2 separate regions of the Homo sapiens genome follow, and region 2 is linked to region 1. A link is an interaction called in ENCODE POLR2A ChIA-PET data of the cell type or tissue named here. Cell type or tissue: Panc1. All regions are shown on one strand. Links, peaks and the distances in the headings refer to the core of each region. The heading gives the core; the rest is flanking DNA.

The links. Peaks named below come from ENCODE experiments on the same cell type or tissue, not always from the same donor. Only the 100,000 strongest peaks of a DNase experiment are listed, where the experiment ranks them.
Region 2: POLR2A ChIA-PET joins it to region 1 with 6 read pairs; 3 of 35 experiments call an interaction of 5 or more read pairs at or near these places.

The regions. Positions count from the first base shown.
Region 1 is chr5:169,356,170-169,361,549 of GRCh38, forward strand. No RefSeq gene overlaps it. Among named protein-coding and RNA genes, the nearest start is that of SLIT3, 58 kb to the left of the region's middle. In Panc1, for the core only: no CTCF peak of the experiment used is centred there; no DNase peak of the experiment used is centred there; H3K27ac peaks cover 1,272 bases.
Region 2 is chr5:169,054,043-169,059,422 of GRCh38, forward strand. The region is part of intron 4 of SLIT3 (slit guidance ligand 3); the gene reads right to left. Among named protein-coding and RNA genes, the nearest start is that of SLIT3-AS1, 44 kb to the left of the region's middle. In Panc1, for the core only: no CTCF peak of the experiment used is centred there; no DNase peak of the experiment used is centred there.

The DNA.
Region 1 (5,380 bases), core at 327-5,326:
GAAAGATACATGTTGCTTTGAGGCCCTATAAGGTACAGATTTGACCTAGGCAGAGACTCAGGGAAGGTTTCTCCAGGGAAGTGAACCCCACTGGAAGAAAGGCACTCCAGGAAAGGGAAACAGCATGAGCAAAATCTGTGTGGTGGGAACGATCATGAAGGACCACTGTAGTGAGTAAAGATGTGTGCTGAAAGATGAGAATGGAAACTAGCAAGATCCAGGGCATGCCAGGACTTGAAGCCCAAGTAAGGAGATTGCCTTAATATGAAGAGCAAGAGGAAGTCATGGGAAGGGTTCAGGAAAAGAAGTGGTAGTGAATTTTCAGTCTTTGTATTGCCTTCTATAAGTCAAAGCTGTTCATGCATACATCTCAATTATGTTCTGTCTTACACTTTCTTGTGACACTAAATGACACAATCTCATTTTCCAAATTAGATGTGAGACTCCCTAGAGGTTGGGGATACTCCTTAAACCAAATTTTATTGGGCTTAAGACTCCCAAGTGAGAAGTGTGTTTGTTGTTATGTTCTACTAAAAAAGAGAAAATGCTGCCGATTAGACATGCCATCAAATGGAAATAGCATCTCTATTTTGGAGATTCAAAAATGTGAAATATGTGCATTTTTAACTCAATGAAATATTATATATTTTTTTGATTCCCTTATAATGTCTAGGACAGAGCTGAGCTTGTCTTAAGTGGAATGAGAAAAGTACCAGACTTCAAATGAGAAGACTGAGTTGGCAGCCTGGTTCTGACACATACCTGGACAAGAATGACTTAATTGTTTTGGGACCCAGTCCATTCCTCTGTAAAATGGCCATATGACCCCTGAGGGTCCTCCCAGCTCTGCTGCTTCTCCATGCAATAGCTGTCTGACAATAATCTCTAGGAAGATGTCTTTGAGGCCTTTCTTTGCTGGAGAGAACTCCTGCAGGAAGCTGCAGTAGTCCCTTATTCTTCTCCAGGTAGGAAGTACTGAGGAATGTGCCTGGAAGGCACACAGACCTAAATTAGAGTCAGAAAACTGAAGGCTCAAGAAATCTATTAACCAAGGAAAGTTTGTGCAGGTCTGATGTTAACCAGAAGTTGGGAGCAAGGCATGGGCTGTATTATGGGTAGAATTGTGTCCCCCACAAAATATATTATTAGAGTCCTTAACTCCAGTATTTGTGAATGAAACTTATTTGGAAATAGGGTCATTGCAGATAAGTTAAAGTGAGGTCATAAGGGTGGGTCTTAATCTAATATGACTGGTGTTCTTATAAAAAGGGAAAATTTGTTCTTGTCCAAAGCTGATGAAAAGCCCAGGACCAGATGGATTCACAGTCAAACTCCATCAAATGTACAAGGAACTAAGACTAATCCTCCTGAAGCTGTTCCAAAAAATTGAAGAGGAGGGATTTATCCCTAACTTATTCCACAAGGCCAGTAAATCCACCCTGTTACCAAAACCAGAGAAGGACGTAACAAAAAAAGAAAACTACAGACCAATATCCCTGATTAACATAAATGCAAAAATCCTCAACAAAATACTAGCAAATCAAATCTAACAGCCTATCAAAAAAGAGAATGCACCACGATCAAGTGAGTTTTATACTAGGGATGCAAGTATGCTTCAACATATGCAAACCAATAAAAGTGATACATTACATAAACAGAAGTAGGGTCAAAAAACATGATTATCTCAATAGATGCAGAAAAAGCATTTGATAAAATTCAGCGTTCATTTATGATAAAAACTCTCAACAAACTAGGCATAGAAGGAATATACTTCAACATAATAAAACCCATATATCACAAGCCCACAGCCTACATCATACTGAATGGGGAAAGTTGAATATATTTCCTCTAGGAACTAAAACAAGACAAGGATGCCCACTTTTACCACTCCTATTCAACATAGGACTACAAGTCCTAACCAGAAAAGTCAGGCAAGACAAAGAAATAAAAGGCACTTTAATTGGAAAAGAGGAAGTCAAATTCTCCCTGTTTTCTCATGTTATGATCTTATATTTAGAAAAACCTAGCTAGGTGCAGTGACTGTGACTGTAATTTCAGATTCAGGAGGCTCAAGCAAGAGGATCACTAAGGCCAGGAGTTTGATACCAGCCTGGGCAACACAGCAAGACCTTGTCTCTAAAACAAAATTTTTTTAAATTAGCTGGGCATGATGGCTTATGCCTATAGTCCCAGCTACTTGGGAGGCTGAGATGGGAGGATCCCTTGAGCCCAGGAGTTCAAGGCTGCAGTGAGCTATGATCTCACCACTGCACTCCAACCTGGGCAACAGAGCAAGACCCCATCTCTAAAAAAATAATAAAATAAAATAAATAGAAATAAAATGGAAAAAACCTGAAGACATCACCAAAAAATTCCTAGATTTGATATATGAATTTAGTAAAGTTGCAGGATATAAAAATCAATGTACAAAAATCAGTAGCATTTTTTACACCAATAGTGATCTAGCTGAGAAAGAAATCAAGAAAGCAATTACATTGACAATGGATACAGAAAATAAAATGCCTAGGAATAAATTTAGCCATGGAGGTGAAAAATCTCTACAAGGAGAGCTACAAAACACTGATGAAAGAAATTGTAGATGACACAAACAAATGGAAAACATTTCATGCTCATGGATTAGAATAATTAATACCAATAAAATGACCATACTGCCCAAAGCAATCAACAGATTCAGTGAAATTCTTATCAAAATACCAACTTCATTTTTTCATGCATTAGAAGAAATAATTCTAAAATTCATATGAAACCATAAAAGAGCCTGAATAGCGAAAGCAATTCTAAGCAAAAAGAACAAAGCTGGAGGCATCACATAACCTGACTTCAAATTATTTTGCAAGGCTGTAGTAACCAAAACAGCAAGGTACCAATATAAAAATAGACAGATTAGTGGAAAGGAATAGAGAGCCCATAAATGAAGCCACATATTTACATCCAACTGATCTTTGACAAAGCAGACAAGAACATACATGGGGAAAAGGATGCCCCTTTCAATAAATGGTGCTGAGTAAATTGGATATCCATATGCAGAAGAATGAAACCACTCCTATCTCTCACCATATAAAAAATCAGCTCAAGATGGATTCAAGATTGAAATGTAAGACCTGAAATTATAAAAATACTAGAAGCAACCCTAGGGAAAATTCTTCTCGACACTGATATAGGCAAATAATTTATGAATAAGACCTCAAAAGCACAGGCAACAAAAACAAATATAGCTAAATGAGACTTAATTAAACCAAAAAGCTTCTACATAGCAAAAAAAAAAAAAAAAAAAAAAATGAACAGAGTGAACAGGCAACCTGCAGAATTGGAGAAAACATTCACAAACTATTTATTCAACAGGAGACTAATATCCACAATATACAAGGGCCTCAACAACAACAACAAAACCCAAACAATTTCATTAAAAAGTGGGAAAAGGATATGAATAGACATTTTTCAAAAGAAGACATACATATGGCCAATAGGCATATGAAAAAATGCTCAGCATCACTAATCATCAGAAAAATGCAAATTAAAACCACAATGAGATATCATCTTACTTCAGATGGAATGACTATTATTAAAAAGACAAAAAAAAATTAACCAAACAGATGTTTGTGAGGATGCAGAGAAAAGGGAACACTGTTGGACTGTTGGTGGGAATGTAAATTAATACAACATCTACCCATAGTATGAACTCTATTCATAGTATGGTGATTTTTCAAAGTAGCAAAAATAGAACTACCATTGATCCAGCAGTCCCACTACTGAGTATCACTCCAAAGGAAAATAAATCAATACATCAAAAATATACTTGCACTCGCATGTTTATCACAGCACTGTTCACAATAACAAAGATATGGAATCAACATAATGTCTACCAACAGGTGATTAGACAAAGCAAATGTGGTACATTTACACACTGGAATACCATTCAGCCATAAAAAGAATGAAATCATGTCTTTTGCAGCAACATAGACGGAACTGGAGGTCATTATCTGAAGTGAGACAAGTTAGACACAGAAAGTCAAATACTGCATGTTCTCACTCAAAGTGGGTGCTAAAAATGTGTACACGTGGAAGGAGAGAGTGGAATGCCAGACAATGGAGAGTCAGAAGGGTGAGAGGGTGAGAGGAAGGTGGATAAAGAGAAATTACTTAACGGGTACAATGTGTGTTAGGTACAATGTATGTTATTCAGGTGATGCATACCCTAAATGCCCTGACTAGACCACTACACAATCTATGCTTGTAACAACATTACAATTGTACCCCATATGTTTATACAATTAAAAACAGGCTGGGCGTGGTGGCTCACATCTGTAATCCCAGCACTTTGGGAGGCTGAGGTGGGTGGATCATGAGGTCAAGGGATGGAGACCATCCTGACCAGCATGGTGAAACCCCGTCTCTAGTAAAAATACACAAAATTAGCTGGGCGTGGTGGCGGGCGCTTGTAAATCCCAGCTACTCAGGAGGCCGAGGCAGGAGAATTGCTTGAACCTGGGAGGCGGAGGTTACAGTGAGTTGAGATCGCGCCACTGCACTCCAGCCTGGTGACAGAACAAGACTCCGTCTCAAAATAAATAAATAAATAAATAAATAAATAAAACAAAATTTAAAAAAAGGAAAAACAGAACAACAACAGCAACAACAAAAAGAAAAAAAAAATCTGCCAGCCATAGAAAGCTTCCTGTAAGTGGATCCAGCCCCAAGGAGAAAAGATTACAACTCTGCCCTTTACAGAAAGCAGCTCGTAGGAGTCTTACCTTGGTAGTGGGTGTTAAGGAACAAATACAGATTTGAACTCTAGTTCTATAACTGAATCACTAGCTATGTGACTTTGGGCAAGTTACTCAACCTCTCTGAACCCATTCCTTCATCAGTACAATGGGGATAATAATAACCTGCCCTAGGTGGTTCTCATAAGGATTAAAAGAAAAAACCATTAAAAATGATAACATCTGCCATTTTTAGAGCACTGGCTACATGCCAGGTTCTGTGCCATGAACTTTATACATTATTTCATTTCTTCTCACAACGATACTGTGAAATAGGTATTCTTAATTCTGCCCAGTTTACAGATGAGGAAACTGAGACTCGAGGACATGAAGTGACTTGCCCAGGGCACACACATAGCTGGCAAGTGGCAAAGTCAGGATTTGAAAAAAAGGGGAGGGGGGCAGGAATTTGGATACAGACAAACACATGCAGAAGGGAGAGATATGAAGACATAGGGAGAGTGTCATCTATAAGCAAGGGATGCCTGGGGCCACCAGAAGGTGGGAAAGAGGCCTGGAACAGATCTTCCCTCACAGCCCTCAGAAGGAACCACCCTTGCTGACACCTTGATTTTGGACTTCCAGCCTCCAGAACT
Region 2 (5,380 bases), core at 136-5,135, 300 kb before region 1:
ATCATGCCACTGCACTCCAGCCTGGTTGACAGAGTGAGACTCTCTCTCAAGAAAAGAAAAAAAAATAGGGTCTATGCAGATGAAGTCAAATTGAGGCTATTAGTGTGGGCCTTAATCCAACATGACTGGTGTTCCAATAAGAGGAGGAAAATGCCATATGAAGAGAGAGACACTAAAAAAAAAAAAAAAAAAAAGGTGGCAATGTGAAGATAGAAGCGGAGATTGGGATGATGCGGCCACAAACCAAAGAATACTGGGGGCGGGCTACCAGAAGCTGGGAGAGGCAAGGAAAGATCCTTCCCTAGAGGCTTTGGAGAGAGCCTGGCCCTGTCCACACCTGGATTTTGGACTTCTATCCTGCAGAACTGTGAGAGAATACATTTCCATTGCTTTTAACCACCCACTTTGTGGTGATTTGTTTCTGCAGCCCTAGGAAACTATTACACCCCTCTTGTCCAGGCAATTCAGGTCTCTGTCTCCTTTGTTTTCTCCTCCGATACATCCTCTCCCTCATGGCCAAAGTGATCTTCCCAAAACGCAACCCTAAGTCCCTCCCCTTCTTACGAGTTTATAATTATTTCAAAGTAAAGTCCAAGCTCCTTAATATTACAAAGGCCAGTCCCACTCCAACCCGTCTGCCTCTCCTACAGGGAATCCTTTACCCCAGGCATGCGGAACGACGTCTGCCAGCCTCTCTTGGGCTCTGAATATTTGCTTTTCCTACGCTTAGAATACTTCAAGCCCCTGTTTGCCTAACTCCTACACATCCTCCAAGGTACAGCTCAAGGTCTATCTCCTTCTGAAGGCCTCCCTGGAAACCCCTGGCCTAGGGGGTCCCATTATCTGAGTACACAATGCACACATTTGTTCTGGTTCTTCCCACATTGAACAGGTATCATGGACTTTTCCAGATCTTGAATTCTTGGTGGTCAGAGGCTGCTCTGTGGCCCTCATGCCTAGCATATGGGCTGGAAAATGGTAGGAAATTAGTAAATTCTTGTTAAACAGATGACTTTACAAAAACAAATGATTGGATCACTGGTAAACTTCAATATGGTTGTTGCTCAACTGGTAAAGGAGACCATCAGTTTTGGGGAAGAAAGGAGTAGCCCAGTCAATAAACAAGTTTCATGAGGATGCCAGCCATGAGACAAGTGACCCTCTAGGTACCATTGATATAGCTGTGAATAAGACCAAGTCCCTGCTTTCTGGAACTTTCTATTGTAGATTAGAAAGATGGATAGTAATCATGTAAATATTTTAGGAGTTACGCGGTAATAGAAACAAAACACAGTAATACAACAGAGAATGACTGGTTAGGAAAGGCCTCTCTGGGAGGTGACATTTGAGATTAGAGTTGAATGATGTGCAAAGTTGAAAGCGGGACACTCAGGCCAAGCTTGAGCAAAGGGCCGGAGGCAGGGACATCTTGACCTATTCAAGTAACAGCAAAAAGGCCAGGAAGAGGTCAAGGCTTAGGGAGAGAGTTGGGCAAAGGTATGAAAGAAGTTGGAGAAGGTCGGGCGCAGTGGCTCACGCCTGTAATCCCAGCACTTTGGGAGGCCAAGGCGGGTGGATCATAGGTCAAGAGATCGAGACCATCCTGGCCAACATGGTGAAACCCCATCTCTACTAAAAATACAAAAATTAGCTGGGTGTGGTAGCTGTAGTGCCAGCTACTCGGGAGGCTGAGGCAGAGAATGGTTTGAACCCGGGAGGCGGTGGTTGCAGTGAGCCAAGATTGCACCACTGCACTCCAGCCTGGCGACAGAGTGAAACTCTGTCTCGGAGGAAAAAAAAAAAAGAAAAAAGAAAAAGAAGGAAGTTGGAGAAGTAGACAGTGTTCAAAACAGGGAGGGCTGTGTTGGCCATCATACGAAATTAAGAATTTTATTCTACATACAATGGTAAACCAGAGAAGACAGGCTTGAGCAAGAGGCATAACATGATCTGACTTTGGTTCTCAAAAGACCACCCTGGCTTGTCCTTGAATATAGATTATAGAGGGGCAGAGTGGAGTCTGGGAGTCTGGTTAGGCAGGTTTTGTAGAAGTCCAGGAACAAGATGAAGGGGCTCGGAGGAGGCAGTGGAGTGGGGGTATAAAATCTTCTCCTCTCAGGTAAAAGCATTATGCAGAAGGGAGGTCTCAGTAGGTTTGGAACCTTTGCTATCAGCAGTCAAACCCTCATTTTTTCATAAGCTCAGTGGATGAGGACAGGGTGCCGACTTGATTCACAGGCCTTGTGGATTCTTGGCTGGGCAGGTTTCCCAGCAAGAAAAATTGTAGAGTCCAAAAGATTCCTCAATTATTATGCCAGTTTTTGTTCCTTCTGCAGTCCATTAAATATATATGTTTACGCATACTTACATGACCATCTGCTGCCTTCCCAAACCACCTTTGCAGAGGCCCAGGCATAACTGATTTGTCTTTTCAATGAACACTGTTGAGTGATTTTGACACCACATTGCCATCGATAGGTTTGACTTACAAATTATTTAGTGCTTATAATGGATCGTTGGCCACCTTCCAGACATTCATAGCTGGCGATCTCTTAAAAAAAAAAAAAGATTAAATGAAGTTCGTAGTGACTTCAGCATTAAATGCTGGCTTCCAGGATTCATGCCTATTTGAGGCAGAATTCCTACTGTTCCTGCAGCTGTGGATTTCATCGTTTCTACTTTATAATCACTTTAAGAGACAAGGGAGCAGATTGGCGGAGCTGACGGTGCCCTGTGGCTGACTTCACAGTCCCATGGAGGAAAAGAGAGCCCTAGCAGGGGAGGTGGCCCAGGGCCACAGAAAGAATACTCTTACAGAGTCCAAACGCTCACATGTTCTTCTTGACTATGCCCCCCACAAGCTGTGTGACCTTGCTGGGTCTCTTAACCTCTCTGAGCCTCATTTTCTCAGCTGTAAAGTAAGAAAATGCTATCTGCCTTACCTGTCTCCATAATGACAAGAGCAGGCATGTTGTAAGTGAAATAAATGGTGTCAATATATTTTCTGATATATTTCACTTTTTGTGGTAAGCAAGATCTTCCATCTATGTCCTATCTGCCATTAAGGCCACATTGAGGTTTGATATTCCAAGAAAGGAATGGGTAGGTAGCTCCCACATGTGACCTAGGGAAGTTGAGAAGGAGGGTCTAACATAGTGATAAGTTATCTTAAACAAGAAGGGAAAAGCATGCTCTTCTGAACCACAGGGGAGAAATTCAGAGTGGATGAGACTTAGGGGAGAGGGGAAGATGTCCAGTTCCCCCACAACCCTGAGCTGAGGTCTGGAAAGATGGGTCAAAGAAACTGGGAAGAGGCTGTACAAAGTCCCTTCCCTTTTCTGGAAGCCCGCTTTGCTTAGTGGCCTGGCACCAGCATGGGGCAGCCAGGTGAGCCCAGAAATGCTGGTATGGTGAGGTTAAGCAGAGAGAATCCAGAAATAGAGTGCAAAAGCAGCGTCTGAAAGTGCCCATAAGCTCCCAGAGGGGGATGTAGAGGGTGGCTAAGAATAGGGAGTCAGAGGCTCTACTAGGAAGCAGGCGTGCGAGGACCTCTCAGTAGAAGCAGAGAAAGGGATATGCTGGGGTCTGGACACGGCACTGGCCGAATGTGGAAGGGCAGAAGGTGGAGTAGGGTTATCATGACTCCCCACGGTGCCAGAAGAAGGGACCACAGCACCCTCAGCCATAGACTGGGGTGAGAAAGGATGCACCAGCACATGATAAGGCTCACACTCCACACTCCACCCTGCTATGTGGGGCGACCTCTGTGACTTCTTGGTTAAGAAAATGAGGAGTGCCCCTGAAATGCTGAGCATTCACCCCAAAAAGGCCACTTAAGCAAAAAGACACAGCTTTCTTTTATGGGGAAGGTGTAGAGTTTTCTCCCTTCTCTTTTGGCTGATAGAGGCTTAAGATCAAGATGAAATCAGCTATAGAAAATACCCAGGGACCCTGGTTGCTTGCCCCAGCATGTAGTGAGTTATTAAACCATCGACCCCACCCTGTAAGGTATAAAGCATGGAATTTCCTACAGTGTCAAATGAGACGAGCGCTATTGCAGATGCAGGGACTGCTGTGTTCTTGCACGGAAGGTCTTCTCACGTGACTTCTCAGATGTTCTGCCTATTAAAAGCTACCATCAGACCGCTTCTCCCCGAGCCTTGTGACATCCACTGTGTTAATGCCATGCGGCAAAGTGCAGATGCAAATACCATCACAGCCTTTCTCCCCACTAGTATTCCAACACCGATTCTTTGTCCACCTGCTTGCTTACTGTGCTGCTTAGGGTTCCGGGAGGGCCACCAAACAAGGGAAGCCAGGAAGGTGAGTATGGTTTCCATTGGAAAGGCTTAGTTAGAAAGAAACTAGATCTGAAAGGTAAGAACGCAGGTCAAGGAGGCAAGAGCGGCTCAGGACACATTTGGAGGGATATTTGGGAGAAGCTGGGGAACAGGGGCCTGCTGCCTGATATATGAGATATAGAAAAAATTCAGAGAAAGCTTGTTGTGTTTTATGAATGAAATCCTGCACTTTAAGTTTTGAGAAGCTGTTTTAAATATTGAGATCATGTCACAGTGTCAAAAGCATTCCTTGTGGCTGCTGGTCTGTGGTTCTGTCTGAATGCTTTCCTGTGAGGGGACAGGATGTGAAGCAGTTTGGCTTTCTATGGATTGCATTCATTTCTAATCTGTTTCCTACTCTGGATATACCACACCTTGGTAAGTAAGTCCTCTACTTCTTTCTCCTTTGATGAAATCTAAATGGAAGGCTGAGATCAGAAGAAAGAATAAGATGCCTCAGGTTTGGAAAATGCATCTCTCAGGAGAAGGACTTCCTGTTGCTCTAGAGAGTATCAAGGAAGAGCAACAGAATATTCCAGGCCAGGAAGCCACCATGTTGGGCACCTTTGCACAAACCAAACATAGTAAGGACGTTGCAGTGTCCAAAGCCAGGGACCCAAATGCTGGAGAGTTTGCCAAGGGAGCTGAGAAGCCCTGAATTGGAGGGTTTATTTTCAAGCATGAGCTCCAAGAACACTTGCTTTCATCCTTCAGCTGGTGCCAAGGGAGCTAATCGCCAGCTCTAGGCATCCTTTGACTTCTTGGTAGAGTCACTGTCAGAATCCTCCTGACAAACAGAAGCCTGCAATTTCTTTGGCTGTGAAGACCAAAAGAGAAGACCACAGAGATTCTATGGAAGACACCAAGTGAAAAAAGGCACTGTCCCCCCTCTAGGAGCAAAGTGGGGCAGAGACAGGGAGCTCACCGTTCACACATACTCCAGAATGAGGATAACAACAAAAGCCGCATTCTTTAAGCACCAGGCACTGTCCCAGGCTCTTTGTAAGCCTTACCCATTCAATCCTACAGCACAGCCTGCC